Regions from separate parts of the Homo sapiens genome. Here region 2 is linked to region 1. The links are chromatin contacts, found by Hi-C in ENCODE. All regions are on one chromosome and are shown on one strand. The core of a region is the stretch at or near the end of the contact, and the rest is flanking DNA. Distances in the headings are between cores, read along the strand shown. Region 1 holds the start of DCUN1D3 (defective in cullin neddylation 1 domain containing 3). Region 2 has its middle 35 kb from the start of MIR3680-1.

The links. Hi-C counts contacts between places; a loop is a spot of excess contacts on that map. Pooled maps may share reads with other maps.
Region 2: a pooled map shows a loop between it and region 1 (5-fold over the local background). The contact joins the enhancer-like site here to the promoter of DCUN1D3 in region 1. A Hi-C loop is called at or near these places in 2 of 168 maps with a recorded cell type or tissue (B cell and ascending aorta) and 7 of 50 pooled maps.

Annotation. Positions count from the first base shown.
Region 1 is chr16:20,897,269-20,902,643 of GRCh38, forward strand. DCUN1D3 (defective in cullin neddylation 1 domain containing 3) reads right to left here and starts at 3,090. Exons shown (of 3, transcript NM_173475.4): 1 at 2,936-3,090. It overlaps LYRM1 (LYR motif containing 1), which reads left to right and starts at 3,503. Exons shown (of 4, transcript NM_001128302.3): 1 at 3,503-3,621. RefSeq lists enhancers at 2,650-2,699, 2,909-3,694, 3,695-4,480.
Region 2 is chr16:21,538,148-21,543,522 of GRCh38, forward strand. It overlaps the pseudogene LOC646828. Among named protein-coding and RNA genes, the nearest start is that of MIR3680-1, 35 kb to the left of the region's middle. RefSeq lists enhancers at 1-358, 359-858, 2,865-3,603, 3,676-3,725. Within about 2 kb of position 2,949, at least 3 of the 41 ENCODE cell types and tissues checked have a DNase peak (open chromatin) inside an H3K27ac peak, as active enhancers do.

The DNA of each region.
Region 1 (5,375 bases), core at 1,840-4,339:
TTGGGCCTCTCAAGTGGACGGTCTGGTCAAGGTGAGGCTGAAAAGCAGCACACCATTAGAGATGAATGCCCTCAGCAGAAGGCAAAAGTAGGTTACATCCCTTGGTTACGTGCCAGCCCAAAGATGCCGACACAGTGGAATTGAGCCCCACAATGGTCATTTATCTAATGTAATCCACTGAGTGAACTTTTAGTACCAACCTACACCTCAGCTGAGTGTTATTAGTCATCAGAAGGATCAGACAAGAGTGGAACTATTGCAACATAAACTGCCTCCCTACAAAAGACAACTTGAAACTTAGATCCTGATGGTCATCTTGGTAGATGGATAAGGGCATATTATTAACACTTGCCCAGTCCTTAAATTCATACAGAGCTGGAAACAAAGGAGGATTCGTATACTAGAACACATTCAGAGAACTTATTATGCAGTTTTAAACAGCAGTATATAAGACAAAATAAAGAAAGAGGTGTGTCCTCAATTGAACATCCTGCTGAAAATCTGAACACCCAGCTTGAAATTTATCTGCCAGAAAAGACCCAGGTGACCACTGCCTCTTCCTCTCCCACTCAGCAGAGTGACTTTATTATGATAGTCCAACAGTACCTGCAAAAACAGTAAGTGATAAGACCCTAGTTAAGGCGACAGAATTAATCAACAAGCAGCATCATTTTCTACTTCCTACTCCTTCTGGCAATTTGTTTGCCTACCTATTCTGAGCCCCATATCCACCTCTCTGACCTTATCTCCAACTCTCCCCCGTGTTCACTAAGCTCTGGCTATTACTCACCCAACCCATCCTCTTTCCACTACCTCCCACCTACCCTGACCCTTTCTTCCCATTCCCTGGAACTTGACAAGCGCATTCCAGCCAGTTTCTGCACCAGCTGTTCCCTGAACCTGGAAGGATCTTCCCCTTTTCTTTGGATGGCTGGCTCCTTCTTTATACTTAAAGCTCAACTTAAGTGTCACTTCCTCAGAAAGATCCTCTTTGACTGCATCTACAGTTAAGACACTTTCAATCACATCACTCTTATTTTCTTCAGCGCTTGATCAAAATCTGGTTTACTGGGATATATATTATGTCTCTCTCTGTCCCCAGCTCCCACTCCGATGTAAGCTCCATGAAAGGGTGAACCTTTTGCTTGTGTTCACCTGTGTACACCCAGTGCCTGAAACACTGGCTAGCACTTAGGAGTCAATAAATGTTTGTTGAATTAATGAACTGTGAACTTTTTAGTCAATGGCAAACTAGGTTCTAAATCAGTTAAAGTGAGAACAGTAGTCATTCTTCTGTTGTATTTTTGTGAAACATCTAAACACGCTGTTACTGGTATAATCAAGCATTAAATATTCTGTTTTTTAGGGCCCGAAAGCCCTGAATAGGACTTCCTAGCATCAGATCTTCCTAGCACTATGCATATCAAGCTCAGTTACAGAAGGACAGGACTTACGGGCACTTTCTAATCAAAGGACTCCGAAAATGTAGGCACTATCTCTTAAAGTTCTTCAGAAAACAGTTTCAGATTCTACAAAAGATTTCCGAAGAATGTATCAACACCAAAAGGAAAATCATAACACTTCACTCTGATATCTGTCTGAGAGGCTAGAAGAGTGCTCCTTGATTTTTTTTAAACCAACAGCATATCAACAAAGAGGCCTTCTTTCCATTCTTTGCTTCAAATAATTTTTTCACATCCGTTATTGGTTTGTATTCGCCCTTAAACCAAAACTAAACAGATCACACTGTCTCATTTAGGACCCCCATACACAAAGAATCAGCTACGTAAAGATGAAAATCAGCACAAGCTGAACGTGTCACTGATGATTTGTGTGTCACACATAAATGGAGAAAAACATAAAAGAGCTATTGTCCAATTGTAGAAACAAAAAAGTAATATGGGGTTTTCTGTTCTCTGAAGTGCATCATGAAAAGTGGGTGGAGAGAAACACAGAAATCCAGAATTAGCCTAGCAAATCATTTTGGGAAGAGCTGACAACATGTAAATTCCTCACACATAAAGTATTTCGAGCAAGAGACCTTGATTCCTGGGCTATGATGCCATTCAGGATTCCTTGCAAAGGCTCTGGAATTCCAGTATTCATAAAAGAAAATGCTCATTATAATCGGAGCGTAAGAGGTACTCCCAACGTGACAGCCTGTATGAAGTATTACAAAGCTTACAGTTAAGATCTGGGATAGAGGCTGAACACCAAATTCAAAAGAGGTAACCAAGGCACTAAGTGCCATAAAGGAGGAAAGGGGAAGAAAAAAAAATCCACTATTGCCACTCAGCCACAGAGAATTAAAGTGGAAACCAGGGGTGTGCATGGGGGAGGATGAGGGGTGAGAAGTGCGGGGGGTGTGGTGGAGGAACAAACAATACATTTGTCACCCCGTCCCACTTCCTATAGAGGATACAGGCAAAGCCTCCAGCCTCATTACCTCGGACACAGATGGTTATCGTTTATAGCAAAGGTGCACAAAAAGGCCTTCAGGTCTGAGCCCCTTAATTCCAGGGCTGTTAATGATTAAAGAGAACGATGGGGGTGGGGAGGGAAATGAGGGCGGAGGGAGCTGGGAGATTCACCCACCACCTCCCCCTAGGGCTCCTACCTCACAGCGCTCACCCAGGACAGAGGACCAGAGTCTGCACCCCCTCCAGGGCAGCTCCAACCCCATATCCCCAGGCCCTGGGTTGAGGGGTGCTGGCGGTGGGGAGGCAGGGACAGTAGGTAAGTTTTCTGAGCCCTGCGGCTGACACGCCACAGGCTCCCCTCACAGCCTCTTCTTTCAGAGGTACCACTCCAGACAACGCGCTGACTTCCACTCCTCCCTTTCCACCCCCCTTTCTCGAAGGTACCCAACCCCCGCCCCTTCATCTCTCAATGCCCCCCCGCCTTTTCCTCAACTCCCCCCCTCCCCAAAACTCACAGCTGCTCCAGAGGTTCCTCCAGTCAAACCCTTTCTGGAAACGACGGCGGCCCGGCGGGTCCAAACCACCTACCATCCCCGCTCGCGTTTCCAGGCTCCCTACCCCCGCCGCCGCCGCCTCTTCTTCCACCACTGCCACCGCCTCCTCTTCATCTGCGGCCCACCGGCGGCGGCCGCCCCGAAGCCCCGCCCCCTCCATCGCCTCCTGCATCATCACTTCCGGTAACCCCGCCGGCCGCCAGCTCCAGGAGGGAGAATGGGAGAGGGGCAAGGAGGGAACGAGTGGAAGATTGCGTCACGACGCACATAAAGACGTACGAAGCCGTCGCCAAGTAAGGGCAAAGACCTAGCAACCCGGAGGGAGCTGGGCTGGACCATTTTTTTTTCTTGTTTTACGGGAATGGAGCGGGGAGGATAATGAAAGCGTAAAGGAAAAATAGGGGGAGGAGGAGCTCAGCTTATTGTTGGATGCGGCGGGAGATGGGTAGAGTCAGTCAGTCGAGACTCCCCCAGACCTGGAACTGGTGCTCCCACAGAGGTGGGCCCGGTGGTTTGGTCCGGCCTGGCCTACTGGACCAGCCTGTGCTCGGTCGGCCACGGCTCTGCTGGGCTCCTGGCGCCGCCTCCTCCCAGCCCGCCGCGGGCTGCGCGCTTCTGTGGGTGGGGGAAGGCAGGACTGACGCAGAGTGAGTGTAGGGGATGGAGGCGCCGACTCCAGGCGCGGGAGACTGGCGGGGAAGGGGTTGGCTCCCCACGGGCAGGGATGGTTTGGAGGTTGGGCTGCGGCGTTGCCGGGAGACGGGCCTGTGTGACCCCAGCTTCGCGGGGGCGGCTCGGTGTCATCGCCACCGGCCTCGGGGACCTGCCTCACGGAAGTGGCTCGCGCGTCCAAGAGGGGAGGCCTGGTGTGGGGACGCTCAGGTGCCGGCGTGGGGCCCCCTCGGAGGCTGTGAATCTTTTGGACCCCCGAATGTAAATGGGAGATGGTAGGGGCCGGTCCGGGGGCGAGAGGTGTCTGGCTGGGGAACGTTGACCCACACCAGGTCCCGTACAGGAACGGAGACTCCCTAGGACCGTGAGAGCCAGCTTCGTAATTCTCTTGCTCTTCAAACCTGAGAGTAGGGTGTTGCTCCGTTACCTTCCATTCGTGTGCAGGAGAGAGTTAAGTAAATCAATAAAGAAGGTATCAGCAAGTGAGAAATGCCCCCCAAAGACCGGATGAGGTGACAGAAGATGGGGGGAGGGCCCCTCGAAATCGGGTAAGGTCGTTCAAAGGAGGCCACGGTTTTGCGGGGATCCGAGACAATGGGTTTTCTGGGTGGAGAGAAGAGCCAATGAGAAGGACTTTTAGGTTGGAAACAGCCAGAAGGCCATGTGGCTGAAGCAAACAGAGCCAGGGCCGGAGTGCCCTGTGATGTAGTTGGGGAAGTGGCATGACTGTAGCAGCGCCTTTTAGCCCAAGGCAGGGGTTTGGCTAATGTGTACCTTAAGGGTTTTAAGAAGGGAAGTGACCTGACCTGATTTACATTTTTAAAAATCCGCTCTGCCTGCTGGATAGAGAAGGGTGGAAGTAGTTAGACCTGTTAGGAGACTGTTGCACTGTAAGACAAAGGAGAGGTGAAGATAGTGTTGAAAGGGCCGGCCGGGCGCGGTGGCTCACGCCTATAAACCCAGTACTTTGGGAGGCCTAGGCGGGCGGATCACGAGGTCAGGAGATCGAGATCATCCTGGCCAACATGGTGAAACCCCATCTCTACTAAAAATACAAAAATCAGCTGGGCGTAGTGGCACGCGCCTGTAATCTCTGCTACTCAGGAGAATCGCTTGAACCCGGGAGGTGGAGGTTGCAGTGAGCCAAGATCGCGCCACTTCACTCCAGCCTGGGCAACGGAGTGAGACTCCGTCTTAAGAAAAAAGAAAAGGCCCTCAGTCACAGTGGAAATGGAGAGAATTCCATTCAGCATATATTTGGGAGGTAGTGCTTGCAGGACTTGCTGGGGAATTGGATGTGAAGTGTGTAGGAGAGGGAGGAACCAAGGTTAACTCCCTACGGGAAAACAGTTTAGAAAGGAATATCGAAAGTTCTCTTTTGAACATATTAAGTTTGATAAGTCTATTAACAAGTCAAATGAAGTTGTCAAGAAGTTAGATATACAAGTCGGGGAAAAATCATAGTTGGAGATAATAAATAAGGAAGGCAGGGAGGAGCTCCCAGATCACCTAAGAAGAGCGTGTAAATAAAAGAGGAAGACCCCTAAATCCCTTGGGTTCTTACCATTTAGAGAGTACCCAGAGAAGGAGAAGCCAGCAAAGGAGACGACACAGACAAGACCTCAGAGATCAAAGGAAGAGGCCCCTTAATATCCTGGAATAATGGGACCCATCCCCGTAATCAGTGAATCTCATCCACCCGCTTGCCAGCTTCTACCCGCAGCAAGTA
Region 2 (5,375 bases), core at 1,699-4,198, 640 kb after region 1:
GTCCCTGCATTGTTGCTTTTTTTTTTTTTTTTTTGAGACAGAGTCTCGCTGTGTCACCCAGGCTGGCGTGCAGTGGTGTGATCTCGGCTCACTGCAAGCTCCGCCTCCTGGAGTTCAAGACCAGCTTGAACTCCTGGGTTCATGCCATTATCCTGCCTCAGCCTCCCCAGTAGCTGGGACTATAGGCACCCGCCACCACGCTCGGCAAATTTTTTGTATTTTTAGTAGAGACGGGGTTTCACCATGTTAGACAGGATGGTCTCGATCTCCTGACCTCGTGATCCGCCCACCTCGGCCTCCCAAAATGTTGGGATTACAGGCATGAGCCACCGTGCCTGGCTTGCCTGGAGACATTTCTACTGCTACCTTACCGATCAGGGTATCCAGTATCTCCGTGATTACCTTCATCTGTCCCTGGAAACTGTGCCTGCCACCCTACGCTGCAGCCGTCCAGGGACTGGCAGGCCTCGGCCTAAAGGTCTGGAGGGTGGGCGACCTGCAAGACTCACAAGAGGGGAAGCCGACAGACATACCTACAGACGGAGTGCTGTGCCCCTGGTGCCGATAAGAAAGCTGAGGCTCGGGCTGGGTCAGCAACCGAATTCCAGTTTAGAGGCAGATTTGGTCGTGGACATGGCCAGCCACCTCCGTAAAATTAGAGAGGATTATTTTGCATTGAATACACTCACAGCCAAAAAACAAAAAAAAAAGAGTCAGGGTCTTACTTTGTCAACTAGGCAGGAGTGCAATGATGCCATCATAGCTCACTGCAGTCTCTAATTCCTGGGCTCAAGTGATCCCCCCGCGTCAGTCTCCCAAGTAGCTAGGACACCATACCAGGGTTTAAAATTAATTGTTTGTAGCCAGGGGGTCTTGCCATCTTGCCCAAGCTGTTCTCCAACTCCTGGGCTCCAGTGATCCTCCTGCCTTGGCCTCTCAAAATATTGGGATTACAGGCATAAGCCACTGTGCCCAGCCAGCTCTTTTGGATATATACCCAGAAGTGTGTGATTGCTGAATCATAGGGTAGTTCTATTTATAACTTTTTATTTTTTTTATTTTTTTGAGGCAGAGTCTCACTCTGTCTTCCAGGCTGGAGTGCCGTGGCATGATCTCGGCTCATGGTGGTTGGGCCTGGCCGCAACACAGCCCTCATCAGCGTCCCATGCCAACCAAGCACAACTCTGCACCTGTCCCTGGCCAGCACTGTGGGACAAGAGTCCAGTCCAAAGTGACAGAGTCTCTGTCTGGAAGGAAGATGGCCTCCCTGCTCAGCCACATCACATCACCTTGACTTTGCTGGGCCCTGGCCTTCCAAGGTGGAAGCCAGCAACCTAGATGCCTTGGGCTTGTCTCCTAACATCAAGCAGTGAGGGTCAGGGTCAAGAGAGGCGGCTGAGCTACCAGAAGGAAGCCCAGGAGTGTCCACGCCGGCAGACACATGCATCAGTTCTGTGCACACGTGTTCACGTTTATAATTATCCAGTTAATTAAAAAAAAAAAACAGCATTATAGGCTGGGCACAGTGGCTCATGCCTGTAATTGCAGCACTTTGGGAGGCCAAGGCAGGCAGATCACCTGAAGTCAGGAGTTCAAGACCAGCCTGACCAACATGGCGAAACCCCGTCTCTACTAAAAATACAAAAATTAGCCAGGCATGGTGGCAGGTGCCTGTCATCCCAGCTACTCGGGAGTCTGAGACACAAGAATTGCTTTAGCACAGGAGGCAGAGGTTGCAGTGAGCCAAGACTGCACCATTGCACTCCAGTCTGGGCAACAGAGAGAGACTCGGTCTCAAACAACAACAACAGCAACAAAACCCACAGCATTATTGTGATAGAATTCACATACCATGCAACTCTCCCATCTAAAGTGTACAACCTGGTTGGGCGCGATGGATCATGCCTGTAATCCCAGCACTTTGGGAGGCCGATGTGGGAGGACTGCTTGAGGCCAGGAGTTTGAGACCAGCCTAAGCAACATAACAAGAATCTGACTCTACAAAAAACACAAAAACTAGCCAGGTGCAGTGGTACATGCCTGTGGTCCCAGGTAGTTGGGAGGTTGAGGTGGGAGGATGGCTTGAGCCCCGGAGGTTGAGGCTGCAGTGAGCTGTGATCATACCAGTGCACTCTAGCCTGGGTGACAGAGTGAGATCCTTTCTTAAAATAAGTAAATAGGCCGGGCACAGTGGCTCATGCCTGTAATCCCAGCACTTTGGGAGGCCAAGGCGGGTGGATCACCTGAAGTCGGGAGTTCGAGACCAGCCTGACCAACATGGCGAAACTGCGTCTCTACTAAAAATACAAAATTGGCCAGGCGTGGTGGTGCATGCCTGTAATCCCAGCTACTCGGGAGGCTGAGGCAGGAGAATCGCTTGAACCTGGGAGGCAGAGGTTGCAGTGAGCTGAGATCATGCCATTGCACTCCAGCCTGGGCAACAAGAGTGAAACTCCATCTCAAAAAAAAAAAAAAAAAAAAACCAGAAAAAGTAAATAAAAATTGAAGTGTACAATTCTATGGTTTTGGGTATATTCACAGTTGTGCAGCCATCCCAAGTCAATTTTAGAACATTTTCAGCACCTCAAGGAGGAAGCTTGGTACTTTTTAGCTCTTCTCCCCACCCCCGCCGTGCTGCTTCTGTCTCTGTGGGTTTCATAGGAACTGAGTCATGTAACATGTGGAACATTTGTGTCTTGCGTCTGTCACTTAGTACGGTGCTTTTGAGGCTCACCCACACCGCAGCGTGAGTTAGAGCTGTGTCCTTTCTGATTGCCAAGTAATATCTCATTGCATGGTCTAGCTGGGTTGACATCCCATTGCACACTCTAGCTGGGCTGTGAAGGAGCAGGCTGCTTGTGCACATGGGTAACAGATGGATGTACAGTGAGACGTCAGTCTGTGCACATGGGTAACAGGTGGGTGCACCGTGAGGTGTTGGTCTATGCACATGGGTAACAGGCGGGTGTGCAGTGAGACGTCAGTCTGTGCACATGGGTAACAGGTGGGTGCACAGTGAGGTGTTAGTCTGTGCACATGGGTAACAGGCGGGTGTGCAGTGAGATGTCAGTCTGGTGCGCGTGGGTAACAGGCAGGTGTGCAGTGAGGCGTCAGTCTGGTGCACGTGGGTAACAAGTGGGTGTGCAGTGAGGCGTCAGTCTGTACACGTGGGTAACAGGTGGATGTGCAGTGAGGTGTCAGTCTGGTGCACGTGGGTAACAGGCGGGTGTGCAGTGAGATGTCAGTCTGTGCACATGGGTAACAGGTCGGTGTGCAGTGAGACGTTGGTCTGTGCACATGGGTAACAGGCAGGTGTGCAGTGAGATGTCCTCTCCTCCTGCCGGCCACACGTCCCCGCTCCCAGGGCACAGATGTGCCAGTCACTTTCTGAGCAACTACTTCAAATCTTCAGAACAACCCTTCAAGAAGTATTTCTAGTTTACTGATGAAGATAGACAGACAGATATAAACAACTTGCCCAAAGCCACGTTGCCAGTCAGGGCCACTGAGGCCTGGCCCGTTCCAAGGTGCGGGCTCATCTCTCCCTCCCCAGGACTGCAGGAATCAGTCGGGGGAGCGGCAGGCCCCAGCCATTCCACTGCGTGCAGGTTTCCTGCCAATTAAGCTTTCCAGCCTTGGGCTGAGAAGAGGATGCCTGTGTGTTGCCTCATCGTCCCCAGGAGTTCCTGTCCTGTCTCTAAGATGCATGAGGGCTGGAGCAGCCATGTGGTTACAGAAAGCTGCTCCCCCTCAGGGCCCCCAGAGGAAGTCAGGGCCCTTCCTTTATGCGTGTGGTGAGCCCCAGGCAGCTAGAATGGGACACCGGTGAGCACACCAATGAGGCTGAAGACCATCACATCCATTATCTGAGCACGGATGGCCCAGCTACCTGTGGAAAGCACCACAAGCCTTTGCTGGCGGAAGTGGGTTGGTGACTTGTTCCACTTTTCTCTTATTTATTTATTTATTTTGAGACGGAGTTTCGCTCTTGTTGCCCAGGCTGGAGTGCAATGGCACGATCTCGGCTCACCACAACCTCCACCTCCCGGGTTCAAGCGATTCTCCTGCCTCAGCCTCCCTAGCAGCTGGGATTACACGCATGCACCATCACGCCTGGCTAATTTTGTATTTGTAATAGAGATGGGGTTTCTCTATGTTGGTCAGGCTCGTCTCAAACTCCTGACCTCAGGTAATCCACCCGCCTCAGCCTCCCACAGTGCTGGGATTATAGGCGTGAGCCACCGCTCTGTTCCTGGTTTTGTCTTCTTTCTCTTAAACAGGACCCCGCATTTTATGAGCGTCAAGCCTCACCCAGCCTAACTCCGCCCTTGGTTTGTCCTCTTAGAGTCTCAGTTTCCCCAGGTGTACGACAGGCAGTGTGGTGGCTGTAATGGGCTTCCATCAGTGCCTGCCACATGGGCGTGGGGCTCGGTAGGTGCTGCCGCTGCTGCTGCCAAAGCTAGAAGAGCCCCCACAGGGCATAGAGCCATTCCCTGGATCCCCTGGACCTGGTGGGCTGTTTCCAGCTCCACAAGGCAGCCAATTCCCCGGTAGCCCTGACTCTTGCGAAGGCAGGGAGGAGGGGGGGCCCCAGCAGCCTGAGGAGCTTGCAGCTTGTCCAGGCATGGAGGGTGGGGACCCTCTGTGGGCAGTTTTTGCCAAAACTTCTGGCTATGGTGAGAGGGTCAAAGGCGAAGCCTCGAGGTCTCCATTCTGGGAGTGTCTGCCCAGGGTCACCGGGGCCACACTGGGGCTGGGCCTGCGTGCTGGGAGCTGAGTGCATAGTGACAGGTCAGCACTGGTAGGGGCCTGTGCAGATGGGACGGCGCTGGGGGTGGGGGTGGGGGTCCGGGCTTCCAGGCGGCGCCTAATGTGGTTTTGGTTATAGACACTGCCTGTGTTTCCCTCTAAGCTGCTGAAAAGCTCAGAAATGTGCAGCAGGGCCTGGAGCTCAGCCTGGGTTCTGACTGCATGTGGGAGGTGGGCGCTGGGACGACTGGGAGTTCAGGCTGCATGGAGCCACTTCCTGGGTTTAAAAACGGGCTCTTCACCTGCCACCTGTGTGCCCGGGCAAGGCCTTCTCTGCCTCTCTGAGCTTTGGTTTCCCTGTGTGTGCAAGACAGATGAATCACAGGCCCTGCCCCATGGAGTGATTGGAAGATTCAGTGTGATGATTTATATGGAGGGCTGTCGCTTCTTTGAACCCTTCCCACCGAGGTGTGGGGTGATGTCGCCTTGCCCTGAGCCTGGGCAGGTGCTCCTGGTGGGAGTGGTGAACAGGATGCCGCAGGAGCAGTGCTTTGTGACTCTGGAAGCCAGGGCAGAAAAGACATCGTGTCCATCTGGCTCTTTCTGGAAATGCACCCTTGGAGCCC